Regions from separate parts of the Homo sapiens genome. Here all the other regions are linked to region 3. The links are chromatin contacts, found by Hi-C or POLR2A ChIA-PET in ENCODE. All regions are on one chromosome and are shown on one strand. Each heading gives the region's core, a stretch centred on a gene start or an enhancer-like site at or near the end of the contact. The rest is flanking DNA. Distances are from core to core; before and after follow the strand shown.

Region 1 (2,976 bases), core at 195-2,694, 170 kb after region 3:
TGCCTGATCCCTTTATTGCAAAGTTAAGGGTTTTCTCCTCTTGGAACTAGCAGATAAACTGGGGCGGTAGTTGATGCCCTGTAAATATGTAGCTCACCATTAACCTCTCACCAGCTGATCTTACAACCACTGATGGTCTTTGCCTGAATCAATCATCCCATAGGGGTTGCAGAATGGTGATTTTCCAATCCCATCATTCCTTCTTCACTTATTAGCGTGCACTCTTCTGTAAAAGAGCTTTCCTTCATCAACTGGGCTATTTAGTTACCCTGAAATATATAGCTCCTAGGGAAAAGACAGGTTATGTACTCGTAACTCTTTCCCCTGCATAACCCATTTTTAAAATAAGTTATTGGTAAATAGCATATTTTAAATCCTGGGGTAAAAAGGTTTTTCTCTCTCCTCTGGCTCCAATAATTGTTTTAGCATGAGCCTGGGAAAGGGTTTGGGGCCAGAAGTGTGAGATTACTTCCCATTCTGCTTAGTGGGAAGAAATCACACCTCCCATTTTACCCCCTCTATGACTCAGATTCCTTCTCAAGTTAGCTGATCCTAAGTCCTAAGATTAAAAGTTACGGTTTCTCAGCAGATCCTGGTTATATGATTTATAAATTTGGTGCTAATCTTTCCTCTGTCATTGGAGGTATCTCATAACATGATTTTTCCAATGCTTCCCTAGGAAGAGTATTTATTCCACAAACTGATGGAATTCAGTGGCATGTATTTCTCTCTTTGACTGCAAATTTTATTTTAAGCGTTCCAGTGAGAACTCTTAATTCTGAAACCTCAAATCAGAGTAAATAACTCCCCTCCTTCTCACTGACTACACCATTTACACGTGGCTGGGCCCACTGCTAGCATAAAACCTCAACTCTCTGCCCAGCCGAGCAGCATACACTGCTCTGAGCTCTTTAATATGTCCTCATAAATCCAGCTCCTCTCACTGCCCTCGGATTCCCTGTACCTCTACATTTCCTCCCCAATAACTGAGCTCAGCACGGCTGCAATGTGGTGCTCCCTTCCTGAAATCAGATGCAGAGTATTCTACCCTCTCTTTGACCCCTTTGCCTCCATGCTGCAACATAAGCTCCCATCTAATTGCTGCTCTGCCTCTCTCAGCAGAACCTGACCTCTTTCTGGGTCCCTCTCTTAAAGCAACTGTCTGTGTTTTTCATTATGTTTGCCAAGACATATTATCTTGAACTTTTCCCAGATGAAGCTCGTTTTTTTACTTTTTCTTCAGACCCCTGAGGTGGCAGGTTCAAGAATGCAGTCTTCAGAGGGAAGCTTTTGGTCTAGGAGGCTTCAGCCAGGACAGTTCAGTTAATCATACTCTCCCTCCGGGTACTGCCCCTTTAAGAAGTGGACAGACTCTGGTTCCAACTCCAAACCTCAGTTAGAAGTTCAAGCCACAAGACGAACACACATGTCCTGCCCAGAAAGCTGCCCAGCCTTGCTGTTGACTTTCTCCTGACAGCTTGTCATCCACATACCCATCCCACGCAAACGCAAACATATCCTTTTAAACATCGAAGTCTCAAAGCCTCCCCCATGAAAAGGAAGTTGAAAGTCAAGTTCCGGGCACCCTCGGCTTCTGTAGTTTGACCAGTAACCTGGTAAGAAGGGGCACCTCCTTTGACAACCCGAGTGTGCCCAACAATGCCAATGAGAATTCTTTAATGATCACTCGGAAGATGTCATCTCTGTGTCTCAGCGAATCCTTCTCTTAAAAAGAAAAGCACTCATGAGACTGGAAGAAGAGGGGGAAAACTCAGAGTGATAAGAATGCTAATCAGAACGAAGGGAATTTTCCAGCTTTTAGCTTTCCTAGCAAAAAAAAAAAAAAAGGCATCTATAAAAAAGTGTTGGAAGGCTTTTCTTGCAGCCTGGGGCCTTTGCCAGGGAACAGATTTCTCTCCCTCAACTCAGTTTCTTCCAGACCTTTTTCCTGTGCATTCTTTTTTCTTTCTTCTTCTTTCTCTTCTCTCTTAGCGGAGCCTCCTCCGGCTGAGAAGTAATCTGTGGGGAGCCCGAGGGGTCTGTACTGTTCAGGCCCTGGAAAGAGATGAAGGTAACTGCCTGCTGATAGGGGCACTGCACCATTTGGGATTGCAGTAGGGAGACCCCACTCCTCAACTGGAGGGATTCATAGAGGTCACACCCAGGGCTTCCTTGCTGCTTTTTCTGTCACCTCCCATGCTGTTTTCTTCCCTTCGGTGTAAGCCAGCCCTCTCTTTTTGTGGTAAGATGACTATGGGAGTCCCAGGCTGGAGGCTGACTCTTTGCACCCACTTCCCACACTTGTTTCTGACAAGTCTGATCTGTGTAGCTCAGCACATCCAAGGACAGCCTTCCCCTTGGCTTCGTTGTCCAGATGCATGACCCCAATGGCTTTGTAAATGAAATGGTATAATCTCAAGAGGCTAGCCTGCTGTAGAGAGAGGAATAAATAAATCAATATGTAAATAAATCCACAAGAGCAGAGGGGATGTACCGGGACTTTGCAAAACTATGATGAAGCATTTTAGAAGATGGATATTGCTGTATTTCTGGTGAGCTCTGATTGAAAGGCTATGATTCCAGCCATGGGCTGTAGGAGAGGGAAAGTGAGCTGTGACGGAAATTCCCTCATGGATTGATTTGACTTAAATATATTCCAGGAGCTGATCTAATTGCTGGTTCAGTCTTAGGCTTTGATTTTCCTTCTCACAATTCCCTGCATTTCAAATAGTTTTTATTAAGGGGCCTGAGCTGCCCTCAGTCCTACTGAGAATCTTTCTGGATATATGACTAATTTTTTTTATTTATTTATTTTATTTTTTATTTTTTTGAGACAGAGGCTCGCTCTGTCACCCAGGCTGGAGTGTAGTGGTGTGATCTCAGCTCACTGCAACCCCCATCTCCTGGGTTCAAGTGATTCTCCTGCCTCAGCCTCCCAAGTAGTTGGGATTACAAGCACACACCACCACACCTGGC
Region 2 (2,824 bases), core at 111-2,610, 200 kb after region 3:
TCTGTTCTTTGAATATTAAGGGTCTATAACAGTGGGTCTCAAAGTGTGTTGTCTGGACCAGCAGCAGCAATGTCACGTGGGTGCTTGTTAGAAATTCAGTTCTCCGGACTGATCCCAGACCTTCTGAATCAGAAACTCAGGGAGTGGGGCCCAGCATCTGTGTTTTAACTTCCCAGTGATGTGAACGCTTGCTCAAGTTTGTAGAGCATACTTCTCTAAGCATGAGCCTCTGAGCCCCTGAGCCCCTTCAACAAAAGCCATGTGGCTTTATAGTGTGCACATTTACGGACCCCTTCCTAGGCCACCCCATCAGACTCTCAGAAGGTGAAGCGGCAGATTGTGCATGTTTAACAAGTTTCCCAGGTGACGCTGATGGATAGCCTAACATTTAAGAACGGCTGTCTCTGGCAGCTCGGCCCTGTGAGGCCTCTGAGAATGTTTCAGTGTCCCAACATTGAAGCGGTTTTGGTTATTTGGATGCCCCAGGCTATTTCTACCCGGTTAATTACCTGTGTAGAAGCTTAACACGATTAATTCAGGTGGATACCATCTTGGATGTCCCATAGAACCCTATAATTATGTGTGAAATACACATTTAATTTAAGCACAAGGGGAAAGATTACCCCGATGACTCTGAGGCCGTAGGGTATGCAGAGCAGATGCTGAGCAGAGCTTGGAGCTGTTTCCTCATAGACCTATGCCATAGCCATCTGAGGCCAGTAGAATGTTCAAGATTTGGGCTTTCCTGATCCCCAAGTTAGTCTTGATAGTATCTACTGAAGCGTTAATGCCACTAGTTTACCTAAACTCAGAAAAAAATATAGTTGACTATTTAGGTTAATAACCAGCAGAGATAAAAGTGTAATTATTTGGGTAATTTGACCACAAAATGTGCAAATAAAATATAATTTTTCCCCAAAATATGTGTTTAAGGTCTGAGTTGTCAAAATCTCATTGGTCTCTTCCTTTGACTTGTGCAGAAACTGGGTCTGTAAGTGTTTGTTTTTGCAGAGAATACATTTTAATGTGCTATGCTATGACATATTAAACGAATGGAGAGACTTTGGTTCAGAAATTCTTTTTTTCCTCTGTACTAGCCAAGCATTTCAAATGATTTGGCTTTGGCTTCAGTGTTCCTTTGGAGAGCTGATTTTTTTGTTGTTTTTTTGTTTTGAGGGGTGGGGGTTAGCCTCAGCCATTACCAAATGAAAAAAATCAACTCCAAAGTGCAAAAGGAACAGCCAAAGGAACTCCAGAACTGCCCACCCCACCCCTGGGCAGAAAAAGTAAAATCACAACACAAAACAGCGCAACAGGCCGTTCCCTAACGAACTGAAAACAGTTCTTTGGGGAGTGTTTCCTGCCCAGGGCCTGCTTTCCCTGCTGGTTTCTGGGCTGCCGCTGGAAAGGGGCCAGGCTTCGGCACCTCCTTGCCTTTGATTGCTGTTTATCCCCTGAAACATGATTAGGTATAATTACGTATAATCTCTCCCTTGTTTACCCTTCTCCACCGAAGCTTGAACGTGGTTCAGTTGTGTCTTTCTCTTTGCTGTGCCTGAGCACAGCAAAGAAACATTTCCCGTATTTTCAACTTTATTATTTTTTTAAGAAATAGAGGCATTAGGTATCCATTTGTCCCTTCATTCTCCCAAGCCTGACATTCTGGCAATTTCTGAATTGTTTCATCCAACAACGACAGTTGAGTGCCAAGCATGGTGCTAAGTGCCTTGGAGGAGTTAGAAGTGAAACCTAAATAGACCCTTCTCCCAAGGATTTCCCATAGTAAGTGTCTCTTTACATGGGAAAAGAGTGTAATTGGAACATAATGGGAAGAAATAAAGCTACTCATCTTTTCTTCACCAACAACATACCAATTGTCAATATTTTCTCTCTTGTAGTTATTTGCTAGTTTAATTCTTGACCCTGAATTAATCGTTGATAGCTGAGTTTATTAGAGGCAGGGGTCCACGAGTATCCTATTTGGTTTCTTCCACTATAGGCCATCTCTACTGCTCTGTTTTCAAGAAAGTTGAGTATTCTACATGCAAAGAAGATCCCTAAACCAGAATTGGCACATGAATACACGTATGCAATGATATGAATCGTGCACGTAGGCTCTGGGCACAGTCGCACAAGATCCCATGCTCAGAAGGACCCTGTGCTTGGTTTAATGTCCTCCTGTCACCACCTTGACATTCTTAATACTTTTGAACAAGGGATTCTGCATTTTCATTTTGTACTGGGCCCCACAAGTTATGTAGCGTTTTCTGCATGTACCCCAGAACCTATTTTTTCTGTGGCATTCTCATCCAACTTTGAGCATAAACGAATGGAAGTTCATCCAGAATCTGATGGCATAGAGTGAGAGGGGAAAGAGCAGAGTCTGTGTGTGTGTTCATGTGCTGATGACTTTTGTGGCACTCCTCCAGCCTATGTTTAGATTTCTTTAACATGCCTATTAATCTTGTCAAGTTTCAGCCCAGCTCTTCTGAAATAGAACTGACCCCCAAAATCTCCTGGCAATGGGCTGTTCAGGCCTGTCCCCTTTCTCAGAGTATCCTGCTCACTGAGGGGACTGCTAAAGGAATATCTGTCTCCCTTAGAGGGAAACTGCTACTTCCCAGGGATTGAGTTTAGAAGACAGACCAAGAGTGTGCAGAAGAGTGAAAAATGACTTCCCCCACACCCTTCTAGGTTCCTTGGCTGGGCTATGATTTAAATTGACGTAAGACAGATTAACAGGAGGAGAGCCGCATTTAATTGTGTACACATGGGAGTCCCACAAAATATGAGACTCAAAGAAGGGTGAGATGACTGAAGCCTG
Region 3 (2,934 bases), core at 51-2,550:
ACTTAGAAGGCTGAGGTGGGAGGATCATTTGAGCGCGGGAGGTCAAGGCTGCAGTGAGCTTGATCACACCACTGCACTTGATCAGCGTGGGTGACAGAGTGAGACCTTGTCAAACAAAACAAAACAACAAAACAAACACAAAACAATACAGATTCACTGTATAATATTATTTAGAAAATGCAGAAAGGTACAAATACTTATTTTATAATAACTCTTAATCTTAATATTCAAGTTTTTGGTGTATATCTTTGCAGAGTTTTAAAAAAATGTGTGCACACACATGCGTCTTCACAGAAATGGAACTTTGTTATTGTATATGCTGCATTGTAACCTGCTTATTTGCTTAACAATAGAATGGCGTCTTTAATATATCCAAACTTTTTACCCAGAATGATTTTTCATGGCTGCGTAGAATACCATTTATTTAACCAAGCGGTAGAGAGTTAGACTATTCACAAGTTTTGCTATTATGAACAACTAGGGAGAAGCACTTACACAGCAAAATCTGCTGAGTTTCTGAATTGTCTCCTTAGTATAGACCACGCAAGTGAAACTATCAGATCCCAGGGCGCTCCCGTGCGGTTGTCAGATTTCCCTCCTGTAAAGTGGATGAGTAACCCCACCCCACATGCACTCCCGTCCACACAGCTCTTGAAAGGCCAAACCAGGCGACGCTGTGGCCCAGAGAGAACCAGAAGAGAGGGTGCGTGGGGTGCACGGCAAGCCATTGAGTCTGTGGCCACACCTAGGCGGAGAGAGACGAGCTCGGGTGAGGGTGGGCCGCGGGATCCACAGACTCCTCTTCGTGCGGTGGATGCATCAGGCTCCGTCTCTGAACCTCGGTTTCCCCATCTGCAGAATGGGGATGGGATCTCCTGGTGATGGGGATCTGTGGACGCGGCGCCCTCGGGGGTGCACAGAACTAAGGCCGGCCTGCAGCAGCGACCTCGGGGGCTGGTGGGGACGGAAGACCGGACCTCCTGGCCCGAAGGCTGGGCGCAGCCCCCGCCCGCCCGCCTCTTCCCGCCGGCGCCTCCCCGGGGTGGCAGTGTGGGGAGAGTGGCTTGGCGCCCGCAGGGGGCGCCGCGAGCCCACCGCGAGAGCGGCCGCGGCGCGGGGTGGGTGCCGAACGGGCTGCGCGCCGCGCTGCTCCCGACCCGCGGGTCAAGTCTGGCGCCTGGGAGGTCCTTGAATTCCGCGGGATTTGTTTTTCCGCAAAACCAAAAACGCCATCCACTTAACAGATCCGTGCTAGGAGGCCCTGGCTCAGTCCTTCCACCAAACACCTCGGCCCAGCCGCGGCTGTACGGCTCCCAGGCTCCCAGTGTTTCCTCCACGCTTTCAAACCTCAGCGCTGAGGTGACCGCCTCCGGGCAGCCTTCCCGGACTACCCCAGGACTTGGGGGCGTGGCTCCACAGCGGGCCTAGTTCCGCCCGTGTGCTGGCCTCTTCCACGACCGGCAGTCTTTGAGGATGGGGCTTGGCCTCCATCCCCTTGAACCCCTCAGCGTCGCACCCCAGAGCCACTCTGACCCCTGGCCAATGATTATAAGTGAGGGAGCCACCTCTTCTCCCTGCGTGGCACAGGCCAGGGTCCGCAGGAAGGGGCCTTGCTCATCCCCAATCTTAAGCTCCGCTGAGATGAAGGAACCAAGAGCAGGCTTGGCACTGGGAGGGCGGCTGTCCCAGTGGCGGGGAGGGGAGCTCTGGATCTGTGGGGGAGTTTGTGCAGCGTGTCAGCGGGGGGTGGGGTGGGGGGGGTGGGGGCCTGTGGATGCCCGCAGGTGTTTGTGTTTGTGCATGTGTAAGTCTCTGTGTGTATATATTTGTGGGAAAGCATCTTCTAAATTAAGAATATATTTGTGTAGGGTAAATGGTCAAGTCAAATAGAAAGTGACTTCAATACTTGTTACTTGATGGTATAAATACAATAGCCAAGGAATTCAGTCCAGAAGCTCACATTTGAGGGTTAGGGATTGGTGCTGTATTTGTTACAACAGGCGTCTAACCTTGGTCAAATCTCTTCCTCATAGTCTTCATTGTCTCTGGTTTGTTTGTTTGTTTTTCTGGTTTGTTAAATGATCCTTTTTTTTTTTTCCCCGAGACAGGGTCTCACTTTGTCTCCCAGGCTGGAGTGCAGTGGCGCAATCACCACTCACTGCAGCCTCACCTACCGGGCTCAAGTGATCATCCCACCTCAGCCTCTCCAGTAGCTGCGACCACAGGCACGTGCCACTAAATGATTATTTTTTCAAGGGAGAAATCATGCCTGTCATACAAATAAAAAATGAACAAGTGTAAAAGATTTTATTTAACTCATTAGTTAATGAAGTTAAAAACTGATTCAAAGGACAACACAAAGGCCAGATACACACACTGGCATCAGAAATAATGAAATAAGTTTGTTAATTGATACAAAACTGGCTTCATCCACAGTGTGTGTGTGTGTGTGTGTGTGTGTGTGTGTGTGTGTGTTTGGCGGGGGGTGGGGTGGGGGGTGGGGGATCACTTGCATCTCCACCTGACAAAACTTGTTTGCATTGCCATGGACAATAATAATTTGTATTATTTTCAGTTTTCTACAGTTTACAGATTCAAAGACAATGAAAAATGGAGACTACCATAGAATGACATAACCTGGAAGGGCACACCAGGCCTGCATTCCATAGGGTACATTTTCTCCCCATTTCAAAAGTCTTTCACAATTTTTCCTGGCCACTTATACAACAGGCTTGAGTTGCATAAAGGTTTTTCAAACTTTTTAGTGGCGGAACTCTCTTTCTAAGTGAAATGTAACAGCAAACCCTAATATCTATCTATATATCTAATAGATAGATACTTTATTTTTTAATTTTTAATTTTCTATTTTTTGAGATAGGATCTCACTCTGTCGCCCAGGTTGGAGTGCAGTGGCATGATCTCAGCTGACTGCAG

The links. A loop is a pair of places that touch in the nucleus more often than their neighbours do. ChIA-PET counts read pairs that join two places held with the same protein, here RNA polymerase II (POLR2A). Pooled maps may share reads with other maps.
Region 1: a map of psoas muscle shows a loop between it and region 3 (2.8-fold over the local background). The contact joins two enhancer-like sites. A Hi-C loop is called at or near these places in 3 of 168 maps with a recorded cell type or tissue (colonic mucosa, natural killer cell and psoas muscle) and 5 of 50 pooled maps. POLR2A ChIA-PET finds 5 or more read pairs at or near these places in 1 of 52 experiments (HEK293T).
Region 2: a loop to region 3 is called in a map of aorta, with 3 times the contacts of the local background. The contact joins two enhancer-like sites. A Hi-C loop is called at or near these places in 1 of 168 maps with a recorded cell type or tissue (aorta) and 5 of 50 pooled maps. POLR2A ChIA-PET finds 5 or more read pairs at or near these places in 2 of 52 experiments (HEK293T and activated CD4-positive, alpha-beta T cell).

What each region holds. Positions count from the first base shown.
Region 1 is chr15:72,970,132-72,973,107 of GRCh38, forward strand. No RefSeq gene overlaps it. Among named protein-coding and RNA genes, the nearest start is that of NEO1, 81 kb to the right of the region's middle. Within about 2 kb of position 1,445, at least 2 of the 41 ENCODE cell types and tissues checked have a DNase peak (open chromatin) inside an H3K27ac peak, as active enhancers do.
Region 2 is chr15:72,993,605-72,996,428 of GRCh38, forward strand. No RefSeq gene overlaps it. Among named protein-coding and RNA genes, the nearest start is that of NEO1, 57 kb to the right of the region's middle. Within about 2 kb of position 1,361, at least 8 of the 41 ENCODE cell types and tissues checked have a DNase peak (open chromatin) inside an H3K27ac peak, as active enhancers do.
Region 3 is chr15:72,795,896-72,798,829 of GRCh38, forward strand. ADPGK-AS1 (ADPGK antisense RNA 1) reads left to right here. Exons shown (of 3, transcript NR_040107.1): 3 at 2,109-2,304. Among named protein-coding and RNA genes, the nearest start is that of ADPGK, 14 kb to the left of the region's middle. RefSeq lists a silencer at 954-1,183. Within about 2 kb of position 1,301, at least 4 of the 41 ENCODE cell types and tissues checked have a DNase peak (open chromatin) inside an H3K27ac peak, as active enhancers do.